Linked DNA regions of Homo sapiens: region 1 is linked to region 2. A link is an interaction called in ENCODE POLR2A ChIA-PET data of the cell type or tissue named here. Cell type or tissue: OCI-LY7. All regions are shown on one strand. Each heading gives the region's core, and the rest is flanking DNA. Links, peaks and the distances in the headings are about the cores only. Region 1 overlaps C1orf167 (chromosome 1 open reading frame 167). Region 2 overlaps PLOD1 (procollagen-lysine,2-oxoglutarate 5-dioxygenase 1).

Region 1 (4,387 bases), core at 255-4,254, 200 kb before region 2:
GAAAATGGTGTGGCAATGTTAAATTTTTCTTAAAGGAGCATAAAAATGTATCCAAAATATTTTTCCCAACCACATAGTTGCATAGAAACCACATGGTGCATAGAAAAAGGACCAGAAAGAAAAAAAAAAACCTGAAAATGTGCAATGTGAAAATCCCTAACACTGCTGAACTGTACACTTAAAAATGGTTACAATGGTAAACTTTCTGATGTGTATTTTACCACAATTAAGGAGTAAAAGATATTTCATTTAAAAATGCTAAAATGGAAACTATGCTTATCTCTGGGACAGTGGGATTAAAGTCGGTTATATTTTTCTTTTTTTTTTTTTCGAGTCAGAGTATCGCTCTGTTGCCCAGGCTGGAGTGTGTGGAACAATCTGGCTCACTGCAACCTCCGCCTCCTGGGTTCAAGCGATTCTCCCGCCTCAGGCTCCCAAGTAGCTGGGATTATAGGCACACACCACCACGCCTGGCTGATTTTTTTTTTTTTTTGTATTTTTGTATTTTTAGTAGAGATGGGGTTTCGCCATGTTGGTCAGGCTGGTCTCAAACTCCTGGCCTCAAGGTATCTGCCTGCCTCAACCTACCACAGTGCTGGGATTATAGACGTGAGCCACTGCGCCCGGCCTCTGGTTATTTTTTTCTTTATTTCCCCAATTTTCTACTACAGTTGGGTATTTTTTTTTTTTTAAACAGAGCCTTGCTCTGTCACCCAGGCTGGAGTACAGTAGTGTGATCTCTGCTCACTGCCACCTGTGCTTCCCAGGCTCAAGCAATTCTCATGCCTCAGCCTCCCGAGTAGCTGGGACTACAAGTGTGTGCCACCACACTGGCTAATTTGTGTGTGTGTGTGTGTGTGTGTGTGTGTATATATCACCTCTGGCAGCGTGTGTGTGTATGTGTGTGTGTGTGTGTGTATATATATATATATATATATTTTTTTTTTTTTTTTTTTTTTTTTTTGTAGTAGAGACGGAGTTTCACTATGTCGGCCAGGCTGGTCTCAAACTCCTGGCTTCAAGTGATCTGCCCGTCTCAGCCTCCTAAAGTCCTCGGATTACAGGTGTGAGCCACCATGCCTGGCCATGTTCTTATTTTTAAATTGAACAAATGTATTTAAATAATTATTTAAATGATATTTATTTTAATACATGTTTGTTGTTTAAAAAAATCCAAATAGTATTAAAGAGAATAAATCAAGAGCAGAACCTCCCCCCAGCAATAGCTTTTAAATCCGACATAAAATAAACTGTCCAGAAGAGGGTAGGGGGACTCAGCGCCCCCTGCTCCCAAGGGCAGACCGCACCTGCCTGGGGTGGGGCGGACAGGTTGGGACCGAGTGCCCTTCCTCCCGGGTCATCAGCTTCTCTCTGGGCAACTTTGCTTTTAGTCCAGGAAGTCTGAGGGAGGAGGAGATTGCTCAGCGGCTTCTGTCACATCCTAGGCAGAGAACAGACAGCAGACACGAGAGAGTCCAGATCCTGCAGGCCCTGCAACTGGCTGGTGAGACGTGGGGTGCTGGGAAAGCGGGGAGATGGAGCCTGGCCACGCAGGGCCTGAGCTCCACACTGGGCAGGGGCGGGGGACCCTGGGCGAATGAATGTTTATTTTGCATCTGCTTTGGCACATTCCCAGAGACAATCTCATTTGAGCCTCACAGTGACCCCCAAGAGGAACTGTGCCCATTTTACGGATGGGGAACTGAGGCACAGATAAGTTAAGTGACTTGTTTGAGGACACACAGCATGAGAGGAGCACGGCCTGCATTTCTGGGCTGATACACTGATGCAGGCCCACACCAGAGGCTGGAGTATTGGAGCTAGACTTCACTTACTCAGAGATGGGGGGTGCCCTGCGACAGGCACCCCACATGTCAGGGGCCCCTCCTGGCTCAGATCCTCCCATCTGCTTACTCTCTCTTTTCTCTCCCTCCTCCCTCTCTCCTTAGTGTTCTTCCTGTGGTGCCAACAGAAGAAACGGGCCAGACAGGAGAGGGAGACTCTGCGGAAGGCCACCAGGGCCACACAGAGGACAGGGAGCTTCCCCCAGGCCTGGCACTCTACTGCTGCAGGTGTAGCCTGGGTGGCCCCACTGAGCCCCCAGCACCAGAGAGCTTGGCTGTGCAGGTAGGATGCCCTTCCCTTTTTTTTGAGATGAGGTCTCACTCTGTCACCTAGGCTGAAGTACAGTGGCACCATCTTGCTCACTGCACCCTCCACCTCCCTGGCTCAAGCAATCCTCCCACCTCAGCCTCTCGAGTAGCTGGGACCATAAGCATGTGCCACCACGCACAGCTAATTTTTTTGTATTTTTGATAGAGACAGGGTTCCACCATGTTGCCCAGGCTGGTCTCGAACTCCTGAACTCAAGTGATCTGCCCACCTTGGCCTCCAGAAGTGCTGGGATTACAGGCGTGAGCCAGCATGCCTGGCCCCCACTTCCCTTTAAGTCAGCTCTTGACTCCTAGTATTGAGAGGCAAGGATGCAAATAGGAAATGAAAGCAGCCATCGACTGAGCATGCCTAGAACATGCTAGCCCGCCCCACTGGCTGGGATTTGGATATAAGCAAAGCTTAGTCCCGGCCTCCCACCTCTGCCCATCATCACAGTGGAACCCATGGCTGGTGGGGGAACAGACAGGAAACTAGCAGTCCCAAGGGTGTATGTGAATACCACCTGGCTTAAGTGTTGTGAAGAGAAGGAACACAGATCTATGAGTTTCTTTTTTTGCTCCCTGGTGGTTAACTTTTTATTATGGGGCATTATTATTATTATTATTATTTGAGACGGAGTCTCGCTCTGTCACCCAGGCTAGAGTGCAGTGGCACGATCTCGGCTCACTGCAACCTCCACCTCCTGGGCTCAAGCGATTCTCCTGCCTCACCTCCCAAGTACCTGGGACTACAGGCACATGCCACCACGCCCGGCTAATTTTTTTTGTATTTTTAGCAGAGTCAGGGTTTCACCATATTGGTCAGGCTGGTCCTGACCTCAGGTGATCCACCCACCTCGGCCTCCCAAAGTGCTGGGATTACAGGCATGAGCCACCGCACCCGGCCTGTGGGGCATTTTTCTTACTCAAAAGTAGAGCAGATAGGATAATAAACCCCAGCGCACCAATTACCCAGCTTCAACAAAATCAGCCTCTCTTGAAGCTTGTTTCATGTGTACTCCAAATACATCCCCCGCTCCAAATTATTTTGAGGCAAATCCCATGCATTATACCATTTCATCCATAAATATTTTTATATGCCTCTCTAAAAGATAAGGACTCTTTAGAAACATAACCACTGGCCGGGCGCGGTGGCTCATGCCTGTAATCCCAGCACTTTGGGAGGCCGAGGCAGGTGGATCACTTGAGGTCAGGAGTTTGAGACCAGCCTGGACAACATGGTGAAACCCCATCTCTACTAAAAATACAAAAATTTGTCGAGTATGATGGTGAACACCTGTAATCCCAGCTACTCGGGAAGCTGAGGCATGAGAATTGCTTGAACCCGGGAGGCAGAGGTTGCAGTGAGCCGAGATCGTGCCACTGCACTCCAGCCTAGGCGACAGAGTGAGACTCCATCTCAGAAATAAGTAAATAAATAAATAATAAAAACATAACCACAATACCACTCTCACAACTAAAAAATAATGAAACAACTGTTCCTTAATACTCACGAATATCTGGCCAGTATTCACATTTGCAAGTATATATTGTATTAGAGTTTGCAATGAGGTCCATGTATGGCAGTTGGTTGATAAGTCATTCAAGTCTTTTTATTTTTAATTAAAAAAAAATAGAGACAGGGTCTTACTGTGTCACCCAGGCTGGAGTGCAGTGGTGCAATCATGTCTCACTGTAGCCTCAAATTCCTAGGCTCAAGGGATCCTCTCACCTCTGCCTCCAAGTAGCTGGGACTATAGGTGCATACCACCACACCTGGCTAATTTTTAAATTTTTTGTAGAGATTTAATTTTTTGCCACGTTGCTCAGGCTGGCCTCGAACTCCTGGACTCAAGCAATTCGCCCACCTTGACCTCCCAAAGTGCTGAGATTACAGGTGTGAGCTACCATGCCTGGCGAATTTTAAAAAATTTTGGTAGAGACAGAGTCCCACTGGTGAGCCATGATCGCACCACTGCACTCCAGCCTGGGCTCAAGCAATCCTCCCACCTCGGCTTCCCTGAGTGCTGGGATTACAGGTGTGAGCCACCACGCCCGGCCTGTTAAAATCTTTGTAAACTATAGGCTCCCCTTCATTTTTTTGATTGCACGTTATTTGTTGAAGAAATCAACTTGCTTGCCTGCTAGTTTCCCACTGTCTGCATTTTGCTGACTACATCCCCCTGGTGTAGTTTTCTGTGAGAATTTTTAGTGCAGGAAGCTGACCTAGACCA
Region 2 (4,387 bases), core at 137-4,136:
CGGCACACCCTTGGCCATCTGCTCTCCCTAGACAGCTACCGCACCACCCACCTGCACAACGACCTCTGGGAGGTGTTCAGCAACCCCGAGGTGAGGCCAGGGTGGGCACATAGGGGCTGGGAGCAAAGGGGCCCAGTGATCCTGCAGTCGGAGGGACTTCCCTCTCAGAGTCTTACAACAGCCAGGACCCCTGTAGGCCACCTGCCACCCTCCCTTCACCCCAGGAGGCTATAGGGCAGGATTTGGGTAGGGAGAGAAGGGTGTCCAGAGAGGCAACACCATCTATTGGAGGAGGGACCAGGACTCAAGAGGCCTGGGTTTGTGGCCTAGATCTGCCATCATCTGGGACTTAGTTGAGCCTTCCAGCTTTGGGGACCTTAGTTATCTTAGCTCCAAAATGGGTATACTGTCCCAGCCTGTCTTACCCATGAGGGTGTTGTGATGATCAGAAGGGGAGACAGTTGTAACTGTTTCTAGACGTTGGGAGCTCACAGCTGATGGGTGTAAGCACATGCCTGCACACAGACATATACACACAAGCACACACATGTACATACATGTGCAAACACCACCTCCTATGGGCACACCTGTGCACCCAGACAACACACACGCACCCAGTGGGTGCAGGTGAACACCTGCCTCTGTCAAGCACGTACACCTTCACTCCCACTTTGAGGGGTCTGCTCTGAGCATCCCTGGCAGTTGAGCCAATGGTGAGGACCCTAGCCTGCTTCCCACTTCCCACAGGACTGGAAGGAGAAGTACATCCACCAGAACTACACCAAAGCCCTGGCAGGGAAGCTGGTGGAGACGGTAAGGGCCATGGACACCCTCTTGGACCAGCCTTGCCTGCTGCAGGGGGCAGGGCACAGAAGGGAAACTGCTTGCCCTGGGGAGTGGGGGACAGCAGGATGGGAGTTGGGGGTGGAGGGATGGGAGTTGGGGGGCGGCAGGATGGGAGTTGGGGGTGGCGGGATGGGAATGGGGGGGCGGCGGGATGGGAGTGGGGGGTGGTGGGATGGGGGTGGGGGGAGGCAGGATGGCCCCTCTACCTGTTGGCACTTTCCTGCTGGAGGCTGTGGGAGTCTGCAGGGCCTCTCTACCTGGCCCAGGCAGGAAGGAGGAAAACATCCTGGATGTGATGGCCACTGTGGCCCACCATGCCTGGACCACTTCGGGGAGTGGCTGCTTCTCTCCACTCACTAATGTCTGCTTCCCCCGAGCCTGGGGCCTCTGCCCCCTCCCTCCCTCCATGCCCATGTTTCTGTCTGACCTTGGCGCTGGTAGCTCTGTGACCTCGGCTGGGAAAGTCTGTCTCTGGGCTCTGCCTCCTCCTCCCCACTCAGTCTCTCCAGGATTGACAAGGCCCTGCTCCCCGGGGACACTGGGAGGGCTCCCTGGCTTGGGTGTGTGGCCCTGAAGAGGAAGGAGGATTCTGTGGTGCCACTGTGGACCCCCTTGACTGAGTCCCTGCCCTCCCCAGCCCTGCCCGGATGTCTATTGGTTCCCCATCTTCACGGAGGTGGCCTGTGATGAGCTGGTGGAGGAGATGGAGCACTTTGGCCAGTGGTCTCTGGGCAACAACAAGGTGGGACCCTGATGCCTGGGCTGGGGCCGCAGGGAGGCTGCCTCTCCATCAGTGCCGCTCACTGTCTGGGGTCTTCTGGCAAGCTGGCCTGGCCACCCTTTCTGGGACTCTTGACATAGGGGTGCTGGCATGGGTATCTGCAGGCAGGTAGGAGTAGAGGGATTGAGAAACCTGAGATGGAGTTTGGTCCCTGAGCTGCTGTTGCCACCGTGTGGCTTTGAGTTGCCTTGACCGTAAGCTACTAGGTTTTCAGTTCCTGGTTTGCTATTGGAATGGCTTAGCTTGGTTCCCTAGACTTCCCCCAGGTGGAGCTGGGGAGGAAAGGGCCAAGGTGGGATGAGGGGCATTAGGAAGGGCTGTCGGGTCCAAGTTCATCAGACAGCAGGAGCAGGTGGCCTGCTGAGGGTGCTAGGCCCTGTGTTCTCTCCGTGAGAATCCCAACACCTGTTCCTGTCCTGGAAAGTTCAGGTACCATTTTTTTTTTTCTTTTCATGTGTGTGTGTGTGTATATATATATATATATAAAAAGAAATATATATAGATTTTATTTATATATATATATATATATTTTTTTTAAATAATAGAGACGGGGTCTGGCTGTGTTGCCCAGGCTGGTTGTGAACCAGGCACAATTTCATTTTATTTATTTTAATTAATTAATTAATTAATTAATTTAGAGACCGAGTCTCACTCTGTCGCCCAGGCTGGAGTACAGTGGCGCAATCTTGGCTCATTGCAACCTCTGCCTCCCAGGTTCAAGAGATTCTCATGCCTCAGCTTGCCGAGTAGCTGGGATTATAGACGTGTGCCACCACGCCCAGCTAATCTTTGTATTCTTTATTTATTTAATTGTGTGTGTGTAAATTTTTTTTTTTTTTTTAAGGCAGTGTCTCGTTCTGTCACCTAGGCTGGAGTGCAGTGGCATGATCTCAGCTCACTGCAACCTTCCTTTCCCAAGTTCAAGCAGTTTTCTTGCCTCAGCCTCTCCAGTAGCTGGGACTACAGGCGTGTGCCACCATCCCTGGCTAATTTTTGTATTTTTAGTAGACACTGGGTTTCACCATGTTGGCCAGGCTGGTCTCAAACTCCTGGCCTCAGGTAAGCTACCCACCTCGGCCTCCCAAATTGCTGGGATTACAGGCGTGAGCCACCGTGTCTGGCCTAAGGCACCTTTTTATTTTATTTATTTTTTTTATTTTAATGATCCCAGAACATTTATTTCCATAGGATTTTGATAAAAGAGCACAATCTTGAATAAAAATACACCACTGTACTTAAAGGCAACATTACCTACTAAGCAAACTCTGTCCTTAGCCCTTTCACAGAAGAGAAACTGCAGAAAGGAATTTTTCGTCTCCTGACAGTTTTACAACATTCATATCTCCTATGTACTTCAAGCCCCAACCCACCTCTGATTTTCTTTTTTCTTTTTTTTTTTTTTGAATGGAGTCTCGCTGTGTCGCCCAGGCTGGAGTGCAGTGGCGCCATCTCAGCTCACTGCAACCTCCGCCTCCCAGGTTCAAGCAGTTCTCTTGCCTCAGCCTCCCGAGTAGCTGGGATTACAGGCGCCTGCCACCATGCCCGACTAATTTTTGTATATTTAGTAGAGATGGGTTTCACCATTTTGGTCAGGCTGGTCTCGAACTCCTGACCTCATGTTGTGATCCACCTGCCTCAGCCTCCCAAAGTGGTGGGATTACAGGCATGAGCCACCGCACCGGGCACCCCACCTCTCATTTTCTACGTCCTTTTTTTTTTTTTTTTTGGTGAAGTGGAGCCTCGCTCTGTCGCCCAGGCTGGGGTGCAGTGGTGCAGTGGTGCAGTGGTGCGATCTCGGCTCACTGAAACCTCTGCCTCCTGAGTTCAAGTGATTCTCTTGCCTCAGCTTCACAAGTAGCTGGGATTACAGGTGCTGGCCACCATGCCTAATTTTTTTTTTTTTTTTTTTTTTGAGACGGAGTTTTGCTCGTCACCCAGGTGGAGTGCAATGGCACAATCTCAGCTCACTGCAACCTCCGCCTGAGTAGCTAGGATTACAGGTACCCACCACTACGCCTGGCTAATTTTTGTATTTTTAGTAGAGACAGGGGTTTCACCGTGTTTGTGAGGCTGGTCTGAAACTCCTGACCTCCGGTGATCCACCCACCTTGGCCTCCCAAAGTGCTGGGATTACAGGCGTGAGCCACCGTGCCTGGCCTCATTTTCTAAGTTGTTTAACAGAAATGTGTGTTCCCAAGTTTAAGGCACCGTTTTTAAAGGCACATGAGACCCTGGACCTGTGTGCCAACCTCTGACCTGGCAACTGGACTAACCTGAAGTTCTGGTTATCTTCCTAATCCACATGCTTTGGTTGCTGAGCTGATCTCCAGAAGCCAGGAACTGGACTAGCCCGTGCATTCTGGGGGCTGGCTGATGCTTGTGCTCCAGTGACAGGGCCAGACCTCGGACCCCAGCTGACTCTGGCCCTGGAACAAGTTTTCAGTGCTCTGTAACAAATGACTGTGGCTCAGAATAACACCCGTGTGTTATCTCCTGGTTTCTGTGGGTCAGGAATCTGGGCCCAGTTTAGCTGGGTCATTGAGGTGTCAGCTGGGGTTGGGGTCTCATCTGAGGCCCAGGATTCCATTCCAAACTCACTTGGTTGTTGCAGAATTCATTCCCCTGCAGCTGTAGAACTTAACTTGCTTCTTCAAGGCCAGCAAGAGACAGAATCTCTCTTCAGTATCCTCCTTTAGCCAGGCGCAGTGGTTCATGCCTATAATCCCAACACTTTGGGAGGCTGAGGCAGGAGGATCGCTT

The links. Peaks named below come from ENCODE experiments on the same cell type or tissue, not always from the same donor. Only the 100,000 strongest peaks of a DNase experiment are listed, where the experiment ranks them.
Region 1: POLR2A ChIA-PET joins it to region 2 with 6 read pairs; 2 of 35 experiments call an interaction of 5 or more read pairs at or near these places.

The regions. Positions count from the first base shown.
Region 1 is chr1:11,770,133-11,774,519 of GRCh38, forward strand. C1orf167 (chromosome 1 open reading frame 167) reads left to right here. Exons shown (of 21, transcript NM_001010881.2): 7 at 1,392-1,504; 8 at 1,950-2,127. Among named protein-coding and RNA genes, the nearest start is that of C1orf167-AS1, 7.3 kb to the right of the region's middle. In OCI-LY7, for the core only: no CTCF peak of the experiment used is centred there; a DNase peak (open chromatin) is centred at 2,579; H3K4me3 peaks cover 514 bases; H3K27ac peaks cover 1,427 bases.
Region 2 is chr1:11,965,504-11,969,890 of GRCh38, forward strand. It overlaps PLOD1 (procollagen-lysine,2-oxoglutarate 5-dioxygenase 1), which reads left to right. Exons shown (of 19, transcript NM_000302.4): 14 at 1-90; 15 at 748-813; 16 at 1,484-1,588. Among named protein-coding and RNA genes, the nearest start is that of MFN2, 13 kb to the right of the region's middle. RefSeq lists enhancers at 914-1,414, 1,415-1,915. In OCI-LY7, for the core only: CTCF peaks have their summits at 1,814 and 2,019 (motif pointing right); a DNase peak (open chromatin) is centred at 1,808.